4 separate regions of the Mus musculus genome follow, and regions 1, 2 and 4 are each linked to region 3. Evidence: chromatin loops called from intact Hi-C (ENCODE). Cell type or tissue: left cerebral cortex. All regions are shown on one strand.

Region 1 (5,000 bases), 170 kb after region 3:
GGTAGAGTCCATCTTCTAAAACAGATCCTAAAAATATCAAATGCTTTTTTTTTTTAACCAACTCACCAAGGACTGGTCAACTGGGCATATTTGCCCAAGGCCTTGAATCTGAAGCTTGTGATATACAGAGATATAATTCATCCTGTGATTGGGTCTGGGGACTGCAGAGATATTCAGCATCAGTAACCAGGGCCAGCAGCAAGGGCAGTGTAACTGAGCACAACAACAGGAGACCTCCCCTCACTGTCCCTGTGACATGACCCTGCCTGAGTTCTGGCCGCTTTATTCTTCTTGGTTTCTGTCTCTTTTCTGACTCGAAATTTTCCACATTCCCACAGACCTTATCAACCATGCAAAATTCTTAACTTTCAGTGTACTATTTTATTGAATCCTAATATGTGTAGGAAAGTAAGCTTTATAAATGAAAAAAGTATAATTATGTAGCTTTATGAGTTTTCCCAGAGTCGATACAACCACATATTTCAGTCCCTGATTATAAAATGGAGATTTATTTATTTAATTACTTTGGGTGCTGGGAATTGAACCCTTACATTTGAGGCTAACTCTGGACCATTGGCATCACCTTCCTGGGAAGCTCTTAATCATTTCCTGTAGTAGGAGTTGTTTTCATTGTTTAAGCCCAAGGCTCTTCTGTTTTTAGTTATGTACAAAGAAAAAAATTACCACAATTGTGTTATGTATGTAAAAGATTGCTGGAGAAACATGCTAATCTTTGTATGAGCGTCACCACATGCAGCACGCACAACATGTCTGTTAACCAGCTATTTCTACAGTTTAGTTATCATCATTCTCATGCAACAGAACTACTATTAGATCTTGTGTTTCATGGACTTAGAAAGGTCCAGTGCTTAGTTGAAGGTCACACAGGTCAGAAGTACCAGGTCTGTCTACACACATAACTGGGAGACTAACTCTAGCAAACTTCTTCCAGAATCTGTATACTCCTGCTGTAAGAAAAATTGAATATGATCATGAATCCTAGCTAAGATGAAATTCAGCAGTTAGACCAACTCTGTCTTGAGTTCTTTTTTTTTAACATGTTTTTTAAAGTAGGTATTTTCTTCATTTACATTTCCAATGCTATCCCAAAAGTCCCCCATACCCTCTCCCCCCACTCCCCCCCCCCACACTCCCACTTCTTGGCCCTGGCGTTCCCCTGTACTGAGGCATATAAAGTTTGTAAGACCAATGGGCCTCTCTTTCCACTGATGGCTGACTAGACCATCTTCTGATACATATGCAGAAGTAACTATGTCTTTCAAGATGTTCCAGTAGCCAGCTGTGGAGGAAAACCAACAAAATAACAGTTCTTAAGAATTAAGAGGATGTTTGCCAATTTCCATTGTGTAAATATTCCCACTGTATCAGATTTTAAGTTTCGAGTGATTTAACTGTATGTTCACAAGCTTCCTTAAATGTTTAACGTTGGCTTTTGTGAACCATGGAAACTAGCTAGAGCACGCCCCTCCGCCCGAGCCCTATCTGCATGCCCCTCTGGGCTTAGAGGCCATTTAGACTCTGCATGAGCCAATGAAAGGCATCTATCCTGGCCATCCTGAATTTTATGTCTACCTTCTGCTCAGTGCTTAGAGTAGGTGGAAACTTGCCACCTCCACACACCTCGTTTGTGTGCAATAGTCACCAAGGTCCCAAGGATCCTGCATGGTTCGGGAACGGGTTGCCCCACTCCATGTTTCTTTCAGCAGTAGACTTTGATTTTCCTCTTGCTACAGGAAAACGCCACCCATGTCTCTCTGTGGCATAAGCAACTGCTTACCCAGGACCCACCTTTCCACACCACAGTCAGGGATGAGGGCTCAAGGCTGGCTTTGCTGTGCAGCCACTGGTGGTGTGTGAAGCTGGAGCTAAATAGGCCACTGCTTTGGAGTGTGTGGTGGATCTGAGTGGCAGAAATGCTTAGGGAGGAAAAAAGCGAGGTTCATTAAGTTGTCAGATCTCTCCTCTTGGAGAACATAGGATTCTTGCATAACTAAGCTTCATTTCCCAGCAGTGTCCGGAATGACTGTCTTCATTCATTTTGTTCTGCATTTTGCCATCCCAGGGGTATCGAGAATTAGCTCAGCATTACCAACAGAAGCAATGGCTCATAGAGAACAACACTCTACAATACTGAAGCGCTCCATAGCACCCTTTGCCTGGTATATAGGTCAACAGGCACTTCACACACCTGGTGGACTTAGTATGCTTATTTTTGTAGGCAGTTAGTAGGGCAGCAGGTGCTAAGCTTCTTGACAACTTTCTTCTATTCATATTTTAGATAACACAGGAAATAACAAGTTTAACTGTGACATCTCCATAGTACATGTCCGTGTTTGTTCTTTACCTGCCCACGGCCTCCCTCTTTAACAGAGCTCTTCCTTACCCCACGAATAATCTCTCCCTTTTATATGAATGTGTGATTTGACAAAATCACACATTCAAAAGCTAAATTTAATGGTTTTTTTAGCTTTTAGTTCCTTTTTACTTAAAATCTGAATGGTTGTGTTCTTATAACTGTGTTCTAATTAAACTGCTTTAAATAATTCTATAATAAAACCTATCAGATATGTAAAAAATAGATTCGACACTTCTAGACTGGCTTTAGATTGTGGTTCTATTGAGATATATTTAAATATCAGTATCTGAATATGTCATATTCTATTTTTCAATCCTTCATATATATTCACATATATGAGATACAACATGCAGAACAATGCAGCTTCTTTCTTGCTTTTGTAAATAAGATTATACTGGAATTGATTCAAATGATTTTCTCACACTCTGTCTAGAGCTCTCTTCTGTTTCTGCAGCAGAGTTGAATACTTGCAACAGAGATATAAAAAGGTCCATAAAGCTTAAAATATTTATTGCCTGGCCTTTACAACTCTGCCACCTCCTGCCTTCTTGTCAATGTAATATAAATTATGTGAAAAAAATCTGCTTTCAATTGCATTAGTAATTCTGCCGCAGAGAAATCAAGAACTACAAACACTATTGAGTAAATAAATAGTCTGCTGTGAATATATAGTCTTACCATTGCCAGTTGCTTATGGAAATGGTGCCAGGCTGGCAAGTTCAACCACTCTCGACACTGTGCCCCGTCTATAAAAATGCTCGTCTTACTTATTCGCTATTGTCATTATGAAGGCAAATTGGTCAAGACATATTTTGCCAAGAAGTAGCTCAGCTTGTGACTTTCAAGCCTTCTTCAGTACATTTTGATTTACTTATTTTGTGTCCACGTGTCCCTGTGTGGGGGTGCACAGCTTACGGGGGTCAGTTCTCTTCTCCCCTCGTGTGGCATCTAGGAATCAAACTCAGCCTCATCAGGCTCGGCAGTAGGAACCACAGTGAGGAGGCAGGAGCTTGGTGCTTTTATCTCGAAGAACCGGAATTTCTGCTGAGCATGAACAGCAGTGAAGGTGAGCACGCACTCCTCCACAGCCCAGAGCCCTCTTGCTCTCCTTCATCCCGATCGGATTCATCCATGTGTGACCTTCTGGGACCATGCCACGCGATGTCCTACCTGCTCCCTCCTACACTGTTGCCCGCCGCCTTCCTGGACATTGCGTTTGCCCTGCGCGCCTAATTTCTCCTTGTCTGCACAGAAATCATAACGTTCCTCTGTGGCTCCGGACTCTGCGTGTCTTACTAACCAGAGTTGCTCAATGAGCAGAGCCAGCAGGAGCGCATCCTTTTTCTCTCAAGACTGATTCATAAATGAAATGAATTATCTCAGGGCCCTTTCTCCAGCCCCTTCCAACCTAGTAATCACGCCACAGGGCGCTTCACAGGGCACTAGTATAGTTTAATTTCAGATGTTTACTAATTTCGCTTTTCAGCCAAGAAGGGTACCTAGGGTTAGAGTATCTCATGGGCCGCAGAATATGCCTGTGATTTAGTAACATTGCTTTGTTCTCAGGGTTTTTATTTGTTTTTGGTTGGTTGGTTGGTTGGTTGGTTGGTTGGTTGGTTGGTTGGTTTTTTGAAACAGGGTTTCTCTGTGTCGCCCTGGCTATCCTGGAACTCACTCTGTAGACCAGGCTGGTCTCGAACTCCGAAATCTGCCTGCCTCTGCCTCCCAGGTGCTGGGATTAAAGGTGTGTGTCACCACTGCCCGGCAGGGTTTTTATTTGTAATCATCTTCTCCTACAGTAAAAAAGACTAGCACCACAAAAGGGGTTTTCCTTTAGACCCAGCTTCATTTTAAATAAACACAAGCAAAATTCAAAGTTTGTGTATAATGTTTTGGAGAAAATATTAGTGTCTATAGCACAGTAAGTTGAATATAGTTAATAATAATAATGTATTTTATATCTTAAAACAGTAGTTATCATAAAAGTGATAAAAGTCTAAGTGATAAAAGTGATAAAAGTGATAAAAGTGATAAAAGTGATAAAAGCCAATTGCCCTGAGTTGAGTTCTACCCAATATGAACTTAAACTAAAACATATTTAATGTGCCAATCAAAAAATTTTTAGATGTATAGAGAATAAAAGGTGATGATGATCATGGCACCTGCCTCTAATCCAAGAGGCAGGGGATTGCTGTAAGTTTGAGGTCTATATAGCAAGTTCCAGGCCAGCAGGGCTACACAGGGAGATTCTGTTTCAAAAAAACAACAACAACAACAACAAACAACAACAACAACAACAACAAAAAACCTAAATACTAAAAAATAAAATAAAATAATACTTGGATGATGCCTCTAAAAATATTATATTTAACCATGCATACAGTTCTTATTCTGCACCAGGTGCCACTCCATGTAACTTGCTAACTCGTTTATTCTGAGGCTAAGTTCTGTTGGTGAAGATTGCTCAGCAAGGCTGACAGGGCTCCTGATGCATGGCTCTTGCCCATGCCTGGCACAGAGCAAGCTCAGTCCTGGTGACAGAAGCACTGCCACAGAGGGTGGTAGCTGACTGAGAGACGGCGGGTAGGTCAGAGGCTTTGGGCTGCAACGAAAAGTGAATTTC
Region 2 (5,000 bases), 79 kb after region 3:
AGCGGAATGGAAGGAAAGAGAGCAGGGATGAGTCTGGGTCAGCCGAGGGTTATTTTGTTAGGGTGACAGCATTTCTTCTGCTATTTGTAGCCATCCCAGGACTTCGGTTCACAAAGGCAAGGGGTTTTGTCTGGTGCATCACAGTGATGTTTCCAAGGCTTTAAAAAAAATTGCTTGGGACCAGAAGAATGTTGCAAACATTTGTTTAATAAATATGGTGATTCCCAAGAATGAAGATGCTTGGTACTCATTGAGAACCTACGCCAGTCTAGGCCCTGATTGAGAACTTACGCTGGTCTAGGCCTTGGACCAGTGTTTCTTCTTGTAGAATACTCTATCTTCAGCATGATGTACTAGGCCGCTCTTTTGTTCAGTCTCACAATAGTTCTGCAACCCTTCCAATAAGTGTATTTTAGAAAGAAAGAAGATGAGTTTCAGGTAAATAGACGCACCATTATCTAACGTCACAGAGCAAGAGGGGATTAGAACCAAGGAACACTCAGCTCTGAGCAGAGGCCCACTCTGATCCTCACAATTGCTGTGTGTGTCTGTGCACCTACATAGAGGCAGCATCTGGTGGATTTTTACTCTGTAGTTCCAGGGTGGAATGTGAGCTTCTACATGTTTTTCTGTTGGTGCTAAGCCTACAGACCTTAGTTTTAGGTATTTAAATTATATGGCTCACAATATACTATGTTACATTCCACCCTTAAAATTTATTTTAAAAGTTCCTTTTTCTTTAATGAAAAACAATAGAAAACATCATTCCTTCTACTGCTAGTGAAGAAACTATGAGTGTTTGTGCATGTGTGTGTGTGTACATGTGTGTATGTGCTTATGCATGTGTGTGTGAATGTGTGTTTGTGAGTGTGCTTGTGTGTATATGGGCATGTTTGTAAGTGTGAATGTGTGTGTGTGTGTGTGTGTGTGTGTGTGTGTGTGTGTGTGTGTGTGTGTGTTTGTGTGTGTGTGTGTGTGTGAATTTATAGTGAGAACCAAAAAATCAACTCACACATCCAGGTTTGATTTATTCAACCCTTTGAGACCAGAATGGAGAGCAGATAAAAACAAACAAACAAACAAACAGCCAAGAATGAAGAGGTACATAAACAGCTCTGATAGCCGACATCAAATTCTGCAGGAGATGTAATGCTCAAATCTTAGCCTTCCCTATGCCTCATCTACCTCCTCCTCCCAAAATGAACCTAACAGATAGAAGGTCTGTTAAAGTCCCTGGTAGAGTTTGGAAGTCAAATGTCCTTCCTGGACACAGCCAGTGGCACTGTTTGGGGAGGCTATAGAACCTTGGGTCTGTAGTCTAGCAGAAGGGTCTTTGAAGATGATCTCTCTTGTTTTGGCCCGTTGTCTCTGATTCTTGGCCTGTACACACAAGAAGCCTCTAGCAAAAGCTCTTGTTGCCACAGACCCAGGCTAGTGACCATTCCTTCACCCACCCCACCATGAAGACCTGTGTCACCTCACCTGTGAGTCAAAGCACATCCTTTATGCCCTGAGATGCTTCTGCAAGGCACATTCTGACAGGGCAACAGGCAGAGTGACTAATTCAATTGTACACAGATACTCTGGGGCAATAAATAACAAATATGATTTTCAAAACTGTGGGTGATTCTTGGCTGTAGATCTAGCTGTCATTTTCTGATCCGTGGGCACCGGGAAAGTCTATGACTTTCCAGCGTGACAACCACAACCTCCTACAGGTCTTTGAATGTTTAGGGGGTGCATACCCAGCAGACAGCTGTGCCACAGAATCAACTTTGAAGAATTTCTGGCGTAGAGAAAATCTACAGTCTGTGCTTCTTATTTCCACTTCTGAATTCTCCACTAGGAACTCATCATGAGACTGGGCCTTCTCCTATCGTCTTGGCTTTTTTATTTTTCAGACTTACGGTTTCAGAAAGGAGTGGGGGTGGGGTAGAGAATAAAAGGAAGTGGCAGGTGAGAGGGAGTTGAAATGGGAGTTGACAGTCAGAACAAGAAGGGAAACAGAACCGGTCTTGCTGAATCACGCTTTCCAGAAGCTTGCTCCCTCCCCGGGTGGTGACTGAATTCAAGGAGACTGAGTGATCATCCAGGGCAGTCACAGTGGCAACAGGAAAATGCAGATAAAGAAAGCCATAAACACATTGATAAAGATAACGCGCATGCTGGATACCTGTGGAAAAGCATTTCTCCGATCTAGCGGTACCTTTTCCCTAGCTTGATTTGACAGCAGCTCTTTGTTCTAATTTTGTACGGTGCCAGGATACACCAAAATATTTAGCAGAGAGTAACTTCATACCACTCTCTAGTATTTTTAGCACAGGCCCTCCGGAAACGATTTGCTATTTTTAAGACAAACCTTTCTAGTTTCTGTAGCACTCTTTGAATGGAGAAGGTAAAAGAAAGTCTCTGATATTTGGGATGAATGACTTAGGTTATATATATATATATATATATATATATATATATATATATATATATATATATATTGACTTTTTTCACTTATAGTTTCATAGGAGCAGATGTTTAAGAATTATTTTACAGACAGGACAGAAAGAAATAAGCAAAGTCACTGTGTTAGTTCCTTCTCTCGCCAATGTGCCAAATTCCCAGCAAAGGCAACTTCAAGAAAGGATTCATTTTGGCTCATGGTTTAAGGGAGCCTACCATCAACCATGGTGTGGGGGAAGTTTAGGGGTGGGGAAGTGTGGGGGTGGGGGGAGGGAGTGAGGACAAAGTGGCTGTCTATCAGGTCCACAGGAAGAAGGCAGAGGCAGATGAATGCCGGTGGTTGCTTGCCTCTTTTCCTGTCCTTCCCTCTTATTCAGTCTGAGACCCCAGGCCAAGGGATGATGCCACACATTCTCAGGGTGGGTCTCCCCATATCGGTTAAGGGTTTCTGGAAGCACACTCATGGTTAGACCCGGACTGTGCCCCAAGGTCAATTCTAAATCCAGTCAGATTAAGCCCCACAGCCACAAACAACTGAAGAGGGCTCTGCAGGGGATAGCAAGTTCTCAGAGGTGCTGGACCCACAGTTTCTTAAACACTGGTATTTACTGACTGATGATGGCGTAAGGCACAAATATGTGTTCTTTGCTTGAGTTTATTCACTTAATCCTCACAGGCATATCCATGTAGTGGAGGAAAAATAGAATAAACTTCTTCAAACGTATGAAAAATATTAAGCAGTCTCACCAAGATCACACAGCCGGTAAATATTTGCCCAGAACTCTGTTATGGATTGAATAATGTTCCTCCCAGAGTCATCTGTTTTAGATCTTAATCTTCAGTCATCAGATTGCTACCCTATTTGGAAGTGGAGTCACTGCAGATGTAATTAGTCAAATGACTAGACTGAAATAGGATGGTCCCTAAATTTAATATGACGTGCTCTTATCAAAAGAACACGTCCTTTCTTCTTCTACCTCCTTCCTTCCCTCCTCCTCTCCATCCCTCCCTCCCTTTCTTCCTCCCTCCTCCTTCCTTCTTGCCTTCCTTCCTCCTTTCTTTTCCGCACTGTGGCTTGATCCTAGAGCCTTGCATGTGTTAGGCAAGCTCATTACCAGTGAACTACATCTCTCTCTCTCTCTCTCTCTCTCTCTCTCTCTCTCTCTCTCTTCCTTTCTTTCTTTCTTTTTTTAAGAAAAAATTAAGTCAGTATCTCACTAAGTTGTTCATACTGGACTTGAACTCCATCTGTGGCCCAGGCTGATCTTGAAATGCCTCAGATTCCCAAGTATTTCCAATTAAAGATCTGTACAACCAGGGCAGGCTTGAGATTTTTAAACATATTAACTGCATGGATGAATGGAGTTCATCTAACAATATATGTTAACTCCTATGAAAGATGCTTTGGGAAAATCATATGGGGAAAAAAGTGACAGGAGGAACCAATAGGGATAATTTCCAGTCTCACTAATAATCGAAGGAGTAAAAATCTGAGCTAGCAGGTTGGTCATTCAGATTGAAAAAAATATGAAGACATAATAATTGGAATGCTAGAAGAAACCACTCAATTGGAATTTAGATCAAGAAGCCTACGGTCTCCTAGCTGCCCTCTGTTTTTGAAAAACACTGGAAAGGTTTCCAGACATGAACACACTCTAAAAATTCTAAGCCACTCGGGATAAAAAGAAATGGGTCTCCTTTTGGTCTCAGGCAGACTTACCTTGAGAAAGTGGGTTTTGATCTTCCCACAATGCTTGCCCATCTGCTCCTCTATGGGAGAGTAAAGCAGGTCTTTGGCAGCAATTCTGGCGTATGCTACTCTCTTGTTGTTGCTGAGCATCCAAATGAAGACGTCTGGGATCGTGTGCTGTGGCTGGATTGGGGAAGGACACGGTGGCATAGATTGGTAGTTAGTAGATGTACCTCTAGGGCTTACCTATCCCCACAGAACCCTTAGTCTGCATTAAACAATGTAGGCGTTTAATCATCTGTACAAATAAGCCAGTGAAGTGCTTCTCCCTTAAGAAGACAGCATCTTAGTTGTGAGGTAGGAAGACATGGGTTTGCCTGAGCTTGCTGGGCCTGTGTTGGCGTATCTTTGGTGGCCTTGCATGATATGCCAAGTGAATGCTTTTCTACAGATTTCTGTTGATATTCCAATGATAGATATTGACTTAGCTTCAAAGGGTTAGATTTCTTCAGAACCATGTATCATTCCAGAAAGTTCTTTTTTTTTTTAAGTGCACTCATACCTTTGAATCATACCCCAGTCATTTTTAGGAAAGAGAAAACAAATCTAGAGGACCTGTGCCCAAGAGCCGACTTCCATTTCAGCCATTTGGAACAACTCTATGAAATTTTAGAGAAATTTAGAAATTGAGCTATTCCGTAAGGAAATGCAGGTGTCCCTGTGGACTGTTTCGTTATTTTGCGTTTGAAATGTACTGAACCAATATAACCATCAAAATAGGAGGCAGAGCGCTTTTATCTGGAGGTGGATGCTCTGCGCTGCTCTCTCTCCCCTCTCATTTGGATTTGGTACTGAAAGG
Region 3 (5,000 bases):
TCTGACAAGCTGTGATGTTTCTTGCTGATAAGCAAGATCTTACTCTGACTTGGCACCAGGCTTCAGTTTTCTCCTTGCCCCAGGTGGAGATTCCTGGAGAAGTTCCAGCTCGTTGGGGATCATTGTTTGAATAGTCTGAGAGCACAGGTGTCTCTCTCTAAAATATCTTTTCTCTGGGCTGGGGAATTGGATCCCCATCACCAATGTAAATGCAAGGTACAATGGTGTATATCTTTAGTTTTGGGGGGAAACAGAGACAGGTAGATTTCCAGAGCTTATTCACTGACTAGCCATCCTAACTGAATTGGTGAACTTTTGGGTTCAGAAAGAGACCTGTGTCCCAAAAGACAAAGATGGGAATTGATAAAGTAAGACCTCTTATATATGTGTGCATGCATACATACTCATGTGCACACATTCAATTACATGCATATTGCGTCCCACTCGACCGGCAAGAAAGACGCAACAAACTGGAATCTTCCGTGGCAAAAGCTTTATTGCTTACTTCTTCAGGAAGACCCCGAACCGGGAAAATGGCACCGCTTTTATAGCCCACAGCGTGACGTTTCAGCACCTGATATGGCGTGACAGCTCCTGATTCGTTGCTTGCCCATCACCCCACTATTACACTCCGAGAATGGGAGTGACTAGGAGTGAGTTCACTCTCGAACCTGCGTACAAGGCTTGTTTACTAGTTAGGCACAGCGGAGGCCAGCACCATCTTATAATGGCGATTGCTCGCGGCACGGCTCTCCACAGCGATTACTGGCAGCACCCACAAGATTGCTCGCGGCATGGCTCTCCACACATGCACCTGCATGTACATGGCCACACACACAATTACATGCACCTGCACATATATGACCACATACACAAACATGTACACACACATACACTCACTGTGTATACCAATTTTAAAAGGTAAACAAAATGGTTTCTCTTTGGCCAGGGTGTTTACAGCAGAAGAGAAGAGCAGACTATCAAATGATTTCAGGGTGTGATGTCACATTAGGTATCCAGTCCTGTAGCGAGTTTGTGTTTTTCCCTGGGACTAAGTTTTCCAGCACTGTTTGGGGGTGAGGGAATTTACATGTTATTTAATGAGATAAAATGCATTCTGAAATGGATTTAAGCTAGAAGAAAGAGAGAAAGGTGGGGGCTCATGACAACTTGGGAAATGGGTATTCTTTTTTTAAAAAAACCTGTGACTCTCTTTAGTACTGGGGCTGCATAATTAGGCAGAACATTATTTTGTTTAATTTTTCTTTGTAGGACAGGCCATATGTGATATCCTATGTATAGAACACCAGACATGGCTGATGCCAAAATTATCCTTGCTTACCAACTCCATCTCACACATTTCTAAACTCTTCCTCAGGCTTCTGCCGCCAGGCTTTTTGGCATCTGGACATCTTTGGATACCGAGGGGAAGTTGCTGGACTCTATTTGACTTAGAAGGATGTCCAGATAATTTTCTTGCTTGCTTCTATTAGGTGTTTCAACAATTTGTATTGTTCTGTCAAGAGTTTACCTTTCAGAATTCACTAGAAAACACCTGCCCATACATTTACATTTATTTAAAAATAGCACGCCTCTTTCCAACAACACCAGAAATGTATGCACTTGTGAAGCGCGTTCGCTGTTCAGTGCCTTTCTTGGAAGAACCATTATTTGAAGATAGAACAGTAATTTGGGGGCAACTTCTAGGATTCAAATCCTGTGGTAGTCTGGCCACACGTATTAGCCCTGCTGCATCTCCAATTGTCCAGCTTATAGGGAGACAATAAATATTTTTAAGTGAACAGAGGTAAGTTTATGTTTATTAACTTTTTACATTAAAATACAACATGTTTATTAAGGAGGTTTTAGGAAAAATAGAAAAATAAGAAGGCAAAGGAAAAATTATACTGCTTGGATAATCATTGTTCATGTGGGTACATTTCTCTAGACATTCTTCCTTCATTGTATATATATTTGTATCTACAGTATGCTGTACATAGTTTTCTAGTACATACACATATACCTATAGTGAATTTAGTACACGTGCCTGGTGATATTAAGCACTCTGACCTACTCATTAAGGATGGGGTATGCACATTACCACACCGTGAGAATGGTACCACAATGCACATTACCACATCGTGAGAATGGTACCACCTACACAGCTGTTCGCATTAGGAAACACTACCCAGGTAGCTTCTATTTCTCAGCACTTCAGGAAAACATGATGGTATAATTGCCAGAGCCGGAGCATTCAGAGACAGCACTGACTGAACAGTGCTTAAGTCTAAAATCAATCTTTTGAGACCGAGGGTCTGTAAATCAATGGTGAAGTGCTTGCCCCGCATGTACCAGGCTCTGGGTCTGGGTTTGAATATCAGTGCTACAAGTTTGTGTTTCTGTTTTGTGATGGACCAGGAACATTCTAGAATGATTTTCTATGGAGATGTAAGCACTTTTGCCTCTAGAAAAGCTATGCGATAGTATTAAAATCCATCTAAGAAGCCAAGCATGGTAGAATAGGACCATAATCCTAATATTTAGGAAACAGTGGCAGAGAGGATCAGGAATCACAGTTATTCTTGACTGTAAGAAGTTTAAGATCCATGCAGACTATAACAGATCCCAACTTTAAAAAATCAGGAAAAATAAAAGTCAGAGTCTTGATGCTTTTAGTATCAGGAAAGGAACCCAACTCAGTTTCCCCAGTACCACTAAATGGCCCTTTATGACAGAAGAAGAAAGGTTTGTGGGGACAAACATCCCGGTTCTTTGATTTCCTTACTGTGTCTGTGAAAGGAGGCCCCCAGTTCAATCTCCACCCCAGATAGGACAGAATCTAGGGACTGTGCTGTGGAGCCCAGAAGTTTCCTTTCGAGGCACTGGTGCCATCTGTCAGGTGAATACGCTATCGCTTCTCAGACTGGTTTTTCCACTCTGTACTTGAGACTCACACTAGAACCTGGCTCACCTGCTGGGCGGGTAAGGGATGGGCAGAGGCAGCGCTGGGCATTCATATCACAGTCATGTGACCAGTGGGGACAATGACACTTGGTGGGAGGCTGTGGATCTAGCAGATGAGAATTCCCACTGGGTGGCAGGGAGCTTGCTCTGACTTCCCACACACACGTAATTATAGTTCATATGTCTTATGACAAATTGCAACCTCCATTTGGAAACTTCCACAGAGCAAATTAGAGTGAACTTCTCATAGCTCACTACTGCTAGGACACATGTGTGGTTGACTTTGAAGGTAACCTGGCTGTATTTTTGTCTCTATAGGGCCGTGGTTCTCAACTTTCCTAATGCTGCCACCCTTTAATACTGTTCATCATGTTGTGGGGACCCTCAACCATAAAATTATTTCTGTTGCTGCTTCATAACTGTAATTTTGCTACTGCCATGGAATTAGAACCACTGCTATAGGGGAATTTCAACAATGAACTATTTTACATGATTTAAACACATATTTTGCTAAGCCAGTTTGACAGCCTGAAAGTGGCTATGTCCTAAAACCCTGAAGACTAAATCAAGCAATTTGGGGGACATGTTAAATAGCTAGTAATTTACTAAATGCTTTGAGTCCATTTACTAAGACATTTGGTTTGAAATGCAGTGCTTCTAATAAAATCTCAGACCCAGAGTTTAATCTTTTAAAAATAGAATCTATTACATGAAGAAAAGGCTCGCTGAGGTCAATTTGAGGTCACTGTTCATTAGCCTGGAGTGAAAGACTCATTCAGATTACTTGTGGGCAAAAATCAGACTTGGGATTTAGGGGTTTAAAAGATGGTAGCAGGCATTGGGGCAGCGAAAGACTGCCAGAGTCCAGTCTTTCCTGGAGAAGACCTGATTTGTCATCCCAAGACACAGGAAGGCTATTGGGTCCTAGGAGTCTATCCCTTTAGATTCAGCACAGTACCTCTCGCAGCACATGATCTTAGAGGGCCCTGTATAGAACAGAGGGGAGCAATCATGAAAAAAAGATCTGTGTCCTACGAGCCACCCACGACGATCCTCCGGCTGATGGCGCCTGGCAGGGTGTAGATGAAGAGGACCAGGAAGACGATGAGGATGATCAGGATGAAGGCGATGATGATGTACTTCTTGTAGTTCTTCCAGATGAGGTGGTACAGGCACTTGAAGGGGCTCACAAACCACGAGAAGGAGGTGTCTGGGCGGCTAGGGAAGGAATCAGGGAAGGGGGTCACGGTCAATATCCAGGAGTCAAACTGCCAGGAATCACTTCTGTCTTCCTGGGGACCCATAGGAGGGGTCTGAGAGTAGCGGGGAGCAGGGGAATATTCCCCTGAGAGCAACAGAAGTGGGACCTCTCACTAAGTAGTCTGTAATGACTCTTGCATGGTGTTAAAAGGTGCTCTGATTAGAACCAGAGCCCGTTAGAACCCACCCTGAAGCCCACACCCCCCATCCCTCCATCTGTCCTGTGACCAGATCAAGCCCACCTTCTGCATGTCTTGATGGTCCATGAGGAGCACTTGCCCTAAATTCCTGCCTCACCTTGACTGACCCTCTTTCTGAGCACAGCATAGTTGGCTTCTCTTCCTCTAACTACTTTATGAGTCTCTGTGCTATGTGTCCTAAATAAGTGAAAAGCTGCTGGCAGTCAGAGTCTAGGCTTCACGTTTCTTTTGTGCCCTCCAAAATATACATATTTTTTAAATTTTTATTTATTTTTTAATTGAAAGGATTTTTCGTGCAATATATTGTGATCACAGTTTCCCCTCCCCCAACTCCTCCCAGATCCTCTTCACCTCCCCCCCACCCAACTCCATGTCCTTTCTTCCTCTCTATTTAGAAAACAAACAGAAAAAACAAACAGAAACAAAACAAACAAACAAACAAACAACCAAAAAAGTCAACCCAAACCTGGAATCAAAACCAACCAACAAACAAAGAAGTAAGGCACAGAAAGACACAAAACATCCGTAAAAACACAAAATTAGAATCTGTAATATACAAGACAAAAAAAAAATGCC
Region 4 (5,000 bases), 190 kb after region 3:
GAAGTCCTGGTGCTATTAAAAATGAGCAGGACGGATGCTGATGCTAGCTAAGAAAGCTAAGGGTGGGCAAGCTTTCTCCATATTCCCTCTCCCTTCCCAGACTGCCAGCCAGATCTGGTAATAGCTGCAAGACTGTAAGGGAAGACAGACACAGGTGCAATACCTGAGCCACTGAAAACCATGGCGCATCCTTGCCTTGGGCTGTGACCTAAACCCTGATGTGAGATTGTCACCCTATATATGTCCTATATATGTCCCCACACAACCTGCTTCCCCTCCTAAAAGAAACCCACATTCTGTCACTCTTGCCGAGTTTTAGAATTTAAAATTTTAAACTTTTAATATTTTATTCTTTTTTTTTTTTATTATATGTAAGTACACTGTAGCTGTCTTCCGACACTCCAGAAGAGAGAGTCAGATCTCATTACAGGTGGTTGTGAGCCACCATGTGGTTGCTGGGATTTGAACTCCGGACCTTCGGAAGAGCAGTCGGGTGCTCTTACCCACTGAGCCATCTCACCAGCCCTTAATATTTTATTTATTGGATTATTATTTGCTTGTCTGTTTTCATGACAAGGTCTCATTGTGTAGCTTTGGTTGTCCTGGAACTCGCTTCTGGGTTAGGGATGGGTTGTATTCATTTCTCCTTTCAGCTCTAGAACCCCATGGTCAGACCCCTGCAGGCCCTGTGCATGCTGCCTCAGTCTCTGCAAGTTCATGTGTGCCAGCCCTGTTGAGTCTAGAAGGCCTTGATTCCTTGGTATCTCCCATGCTTTCTAGTTCTTGAATTCATCTGCCTCCTTTTCCTGAAGAGTTCCCTAAGCCCTGAGGGAGAGATTAGAGCTGAGTGTCCCAAGGTCTCTCACCCTCTGCATATTGTCTGGCTGTGGGTCTCTGCGTTTGTTCCCATCTCTATGTAACAAGAGGAATCTTCTCTGATGATGGCTGAGCGAGGCACGGATCTAGTATAGCAGAGTGTTCTAGGGAATCATTTTATCGCTACATTCCTTTAGCAGAGCAGTAGTATTTGGTTGCCCCCTAGGTCCTTGGGATATCTAGCCTCAGGTTCTTGGCTACTCGAGCAGATGGGTTCCAATCTCATGGAGTGGGCCATTGGTTGGTTACTCCCATAAGCTTTGTGCCACTGTTGCATTAGTGTGTCTTGCGGGCAGGTCATTCTTGTAGATTAAACAATTTGTAGCTGGCTTAGGGTTTATGCTTCTCCTTTAGGGGCAGGCACAGTGCCTTCCAGTACCATGAACACCAGTCTATAGGGCTGGAAGCTCTAGGTAGGCACCACTTCAACATCCCCATGACTGACAGGCTGTGTAGGTGTTGTCTTCAGCAACAGAGCCCTACTGCATATATATGAAGAGCTTCCAATAGTCTTGACAATAGCCTGGGTCCTTTGGGGGTTCCCATGGGACTCCTTGGCCAATAGGTCCATTTACATGTAACCCACTCCTGGTAGTGTGAGCTTCATTTAGCAACGAGAGATGTCCAGTTAGGGCTCTGTTTTTCCTGTTAATTGTTGATTTCATTTAAATCATCTTCATATATGTACATTAGAGGACACTTGTACTGTATTAGGTTTCCATATCACTCCTCAGATGGCCCTTGGTTGTAACTGATCCTCCCTCATATTCCTTCCCTAGCCACCCACCCCCCCAATTCTCTCCCACTCCTGATTTGATCCTCTCATTCTAGTTCCCTCATTTTATACATCCAAAATCATATATGCTCTTATACGGTTTAGGCCCCCCGTCTAAGGATTGTACTGCCTACAGTGGTCTGGATCTTTGCCCATCAATCTAAAGTCAAAAAAAAAAAAAAAAAAGCTACATATCCATGGCTACCGGTCAAGCCAATGGAAGCAATTCTGCAAGTGAAGTCCCCTACACCCAGGTGTGTCAACAGAATCTAACTGTGACATCCACAGACACAATATGATGTGGACAGTTCTTCACTAGGGCTCTCTTTCAAAGTGACCCTATGTTGTGCCCAATTTACAATTAAAACTAGCCATCGCAGCTGCAGTAGATAATTGTGTGAAGGTTTTGTGTGAGCGTAACCTTTCATTTCCCCAGAATAAACGCCCAGGGCTGCCAGTGCTGGGTCACAGGTTAACCGTGTCTTTAGTTTTGGCAAACTCACCTTTCCAAAGTGGCTGTCCTAAATTTCTACCAGTAACATTGGAATGGTTGTTTTTCGTCCTTTCCAGCATTTAGCGTTGTCTCTAATTTTGTTTGTGAGCGTTCTAAAAAGTGTGTAGTGCCCTTTCCTAATGGGTTTCATTTGTGCTTCCTAAACGGCCAGTTGTGTTGAATGTGTTTCCACAAAGGCGCTGCATAAATGTGGAACGGAGGATGGCTGCTCAGTTGGACCTGAGATAGTGAATGTTTGGCAAGCTCTGCCAGGTTTTCTGAGCCTCCGGCTGATGATGGGGGTTTGGGACCAAATGAATGCACAGAGGCTGCCACACACTGGAAGGTTAATTGTCCCTTTCCTGCCATTGCTAGCCCTCCCCACTTCAAAAGCAATGTCTTCTACTCAAGACTGATTGGCACCATGATTGACTGGTGAGTTGGTGCCTGGTGTTGTTAATTCTAGCTAGAAAATGGCTGTAATTTTAGGTTTGGGAACATTCTGATTTACATAGCTAAAAAAGAAATCTCTTTCTTGTTTTCATTTTTAAGCTTCGTTTATATAAGGAAGCAGCTGATGGGTGTTACATTGTCAAGCAGACAGGCTACTGTTTACTGCAAAAAGCCTGCAAGACATTGAACGGGACAGTGTCCAAGGTGATTTCATGCATTCTGTCACTGCGAGAACTAAAGATGGAGACATTTTTCAATGGTACCAAAGGTTAAGCCTCCTTTGGCTGCAACCTCAAAGCACCCGGCTTTCATGTTACTCCTCTCTTCCTTCGGAAAAGTTCTGCACACCCAGCTGATTAATGGTTTCTGCAAAGCCTTTGTTGAAGTGGGGAAACTGCAAGCTTTGCAAGATTGCTGTCCAGGGCTAGAGACCGGAACTAGGATAGGGCTCAGAGGCCCCCTAGAGGCTGCTGCAGACAACAGACACACGACTCCATTAACACACAACACACAGGGATGGGCTCTGGGTTCTGGACTGAAGGGGGATTTCTCTTGGCAGCTTTATGCTTCTGTGTCTTTCGAGTTATCTGCAATTACTTTTACAATCCTAAAAGATATTTGGGTTTTTTTTTTGTTAATTCTGCTCATTTTGCTCAATTTACTAGGATATAATGTGGTTCTAAAAACAAAACAAAACAAACAAACAAACAAAAACCAAACCTGCTGCCCTTTGTACTGACTAGAGGTTGACACATAAGCACCCAAAGCTACTACTCCTAGCATTTGGGAATGGGAAATACAGAAAGGAATCTGGTTTTCTAATGAAATGTGGCAAAGCACCCAGTAAAGGGAAATACCTCCCATAACGTAGTCCTGATGTTCAAAGTGACTATTGGAGACACAGCTTTTGAGGAGGTAGATAATCACAGTTAGACCAAAGTGACGGGGTGATGTCCCTCCTTAGCAGAGGAGGAAGCAGATTCTCATCTGTCATATATGTACCATATATCTATAGATAGACAGATTATCTATCATCTACCCATCAATTATCTATCTATCATCTATATATCCATCATATATCTATCTAGATCATCTATCATGTCTATCTGTCTGGATACCATCCATCCATTATCTATCTTTTATCTTTATCTGTCATCTACTATCTTTCTACCACCTATTACTTATCTACCATCTATAATACATCTATCTACTGATCTATCACCCATTTATCTATTATCTAACTTTCATTTATCTATCAATCATCTAATATACCTATTTACCTATATTGCCTATCTATCTATCCTCTATCTAACTATCTATCCTCTATCTATCTCTATCTCTATCTATCTATCTATCATCTATCTATCTATCTATCTCTATGTCTATCTCAACAGTCCTGTGCAGATGTAGTAATAACATAGCCCTCTATAAGCCAGGAAGAGAGCCAGTCTCATCACCATGTTGTTTAGGCTATGAAGTCTGAGCTCTTTTGTTATGACAGCACTAACAGACTAATACACATACTGTATCCACTACCTTCACCCCAGCACCCACAGCTACTTAGAATTTTTTGTATCCAAATCATCATTTACTCTCATTTTGTCACCTTAGTAATTGTTCCAATGTCACCAAGTCCTCACTGGTCAGTGGCTTTGTGAAGTCAAACAGGTCCTCCAATAGCACTCCTCACCAACTTCCTGTAGGCATCCATTCATTCACCCGTGAGTGTGAAACATCTACTATGTGCCAGGCAGGATTTGTGCTTACATTCCATAATAACGTCTCATTGAACGTGTGGTGTTCAATTGAACTGAAGCCAAGGCTGCACCTGCCGTGGTGACCCACTTCCTCACAGTGCTGTCTCATCATAGGTCTTCCGTGTGCTCTTCCCTTCTCTAAGCTGTCCTTCCTACTCCCACCTCAAGCTTTCGTGAGCTCACAGCTTGGCACACTCAAGCTGTGTCCGTATCCCTTCTCAATGGAGAAGACGCTGAGATTCTTGATGTTAATATAGATGGGATTTTTGCTCTTATGCGATTTACTTAATGTTTGTCTTACGATGATGTTCCTGAAACACGTGGACATGGAATCCTCGTGCCGACAATCCTCCGACAGTTTTTCAACCAACATATTAAATGGATACCAGCAGCTCTGTAAAACCATAAAATCCTCTTCCGCAGCATTTATTTCCTGTGCCAGGCAACGGTGCTGTGCAGGGAATGCACTGCTGCTCGCTCCAGAGGGGGCCCTGCCCGCCATTCGGGAGGTCGTTCGGTTTTGCATACAGTTCGCTTTCCCCCCATTTATCATGAGCAGATTCCACAGACGCTTCCTGCAGAGACTGGAGCCCAGATGACCTGCGGCCACCCGAGGACATCATCCTGAGTTCGCTGGGCTTCTGTC

The links. Peaks named below come from ENCODE experiments on the same cell type or tissue, not always from the same donor. Only the 100,000 strongest peaks of a DNase experiment are listed, where the experiment ranks them.
Region 1: it touches region 3 in a loop (1.8-fold over the local background); 3 of 42 quality-filtered maps call a loop at or near these places.
Region 2: it touches region 3 in a loop (2.5-fold over the local background); 4 of 42 quality-filtered maps call a loop at or near these places.
Region 4: it touches region 3 in a loop (5-fold over the local background); 4 of 42 quality-filtered maps call a loop at or near these places.

What each region holds. Positions count from the first base shown.
Region 1 is chr15:58,496,639-58,501,638 of GRCm38, reverse strand. No RefSeq gene overlaps it. Among named protein-coding and RNA genes, the nearest start is that of Fer1l6, 11 kb to the left of the region's middle. In left cerebral cortex, no CTCF peak of the experiment used is centred here; DNase peaks (open chromatin) are centred at 2,003 and 2,290.
Region 2 is chr15:58,582,656-58,587,655 of GRCm38, reverse strand. Fer1l6 (fer-1-like 6 (C. elegans)) reads right to left here. Exons shown (of 41, transcript NM_001370912.1): 18 at 4,172-4,324. Among named protein-coding and RNA genes, the nearest start is that of Gm36451, 12 kb to the left of the region's middle. In left cerebral cortex, no CTCF peak of the experiment used is centred here; DNase peaks (open chromatin) are centred at 1,886, 2,259 and 4,225.
Region 3 is chr15:58,661,890-58,666,889 of GRCm38, reverse strand. Fer1l6 (fer-1-like 6 (C. elegans)) reads right to left here. Exons shown (of 41, transcript NM_001370912.1): 41 at 1,803-4,182. The coding sequence ends at 3,996. Among named protein-coding and RNA genes, the nearest start is that of Gm36451, 67 kb to the right of the region's middle. In left cerebral cortex, a CTCF peak has its summit at 2,958; DNase peaks (open chromatin) are centred at 1,323 and 3,060; H3K27ac peaks cover 296 bases.
Region 4 is chr15:58,470,588-58,475,587 of GRCm38, reverse strand. No RefSeq gene overlaps it. Among named protein-coding and RNA genes, the nearest start is that of Fer1l6, 37 kb to the left of the region's middle. In left cerebral cortex, a CTCF peak has its summit at 3,090; a DNase peak (open chromatin) is centred at 2,932; H3K4me3 peaks cover 461 bases; H3K27ac peaks cover 618 bases.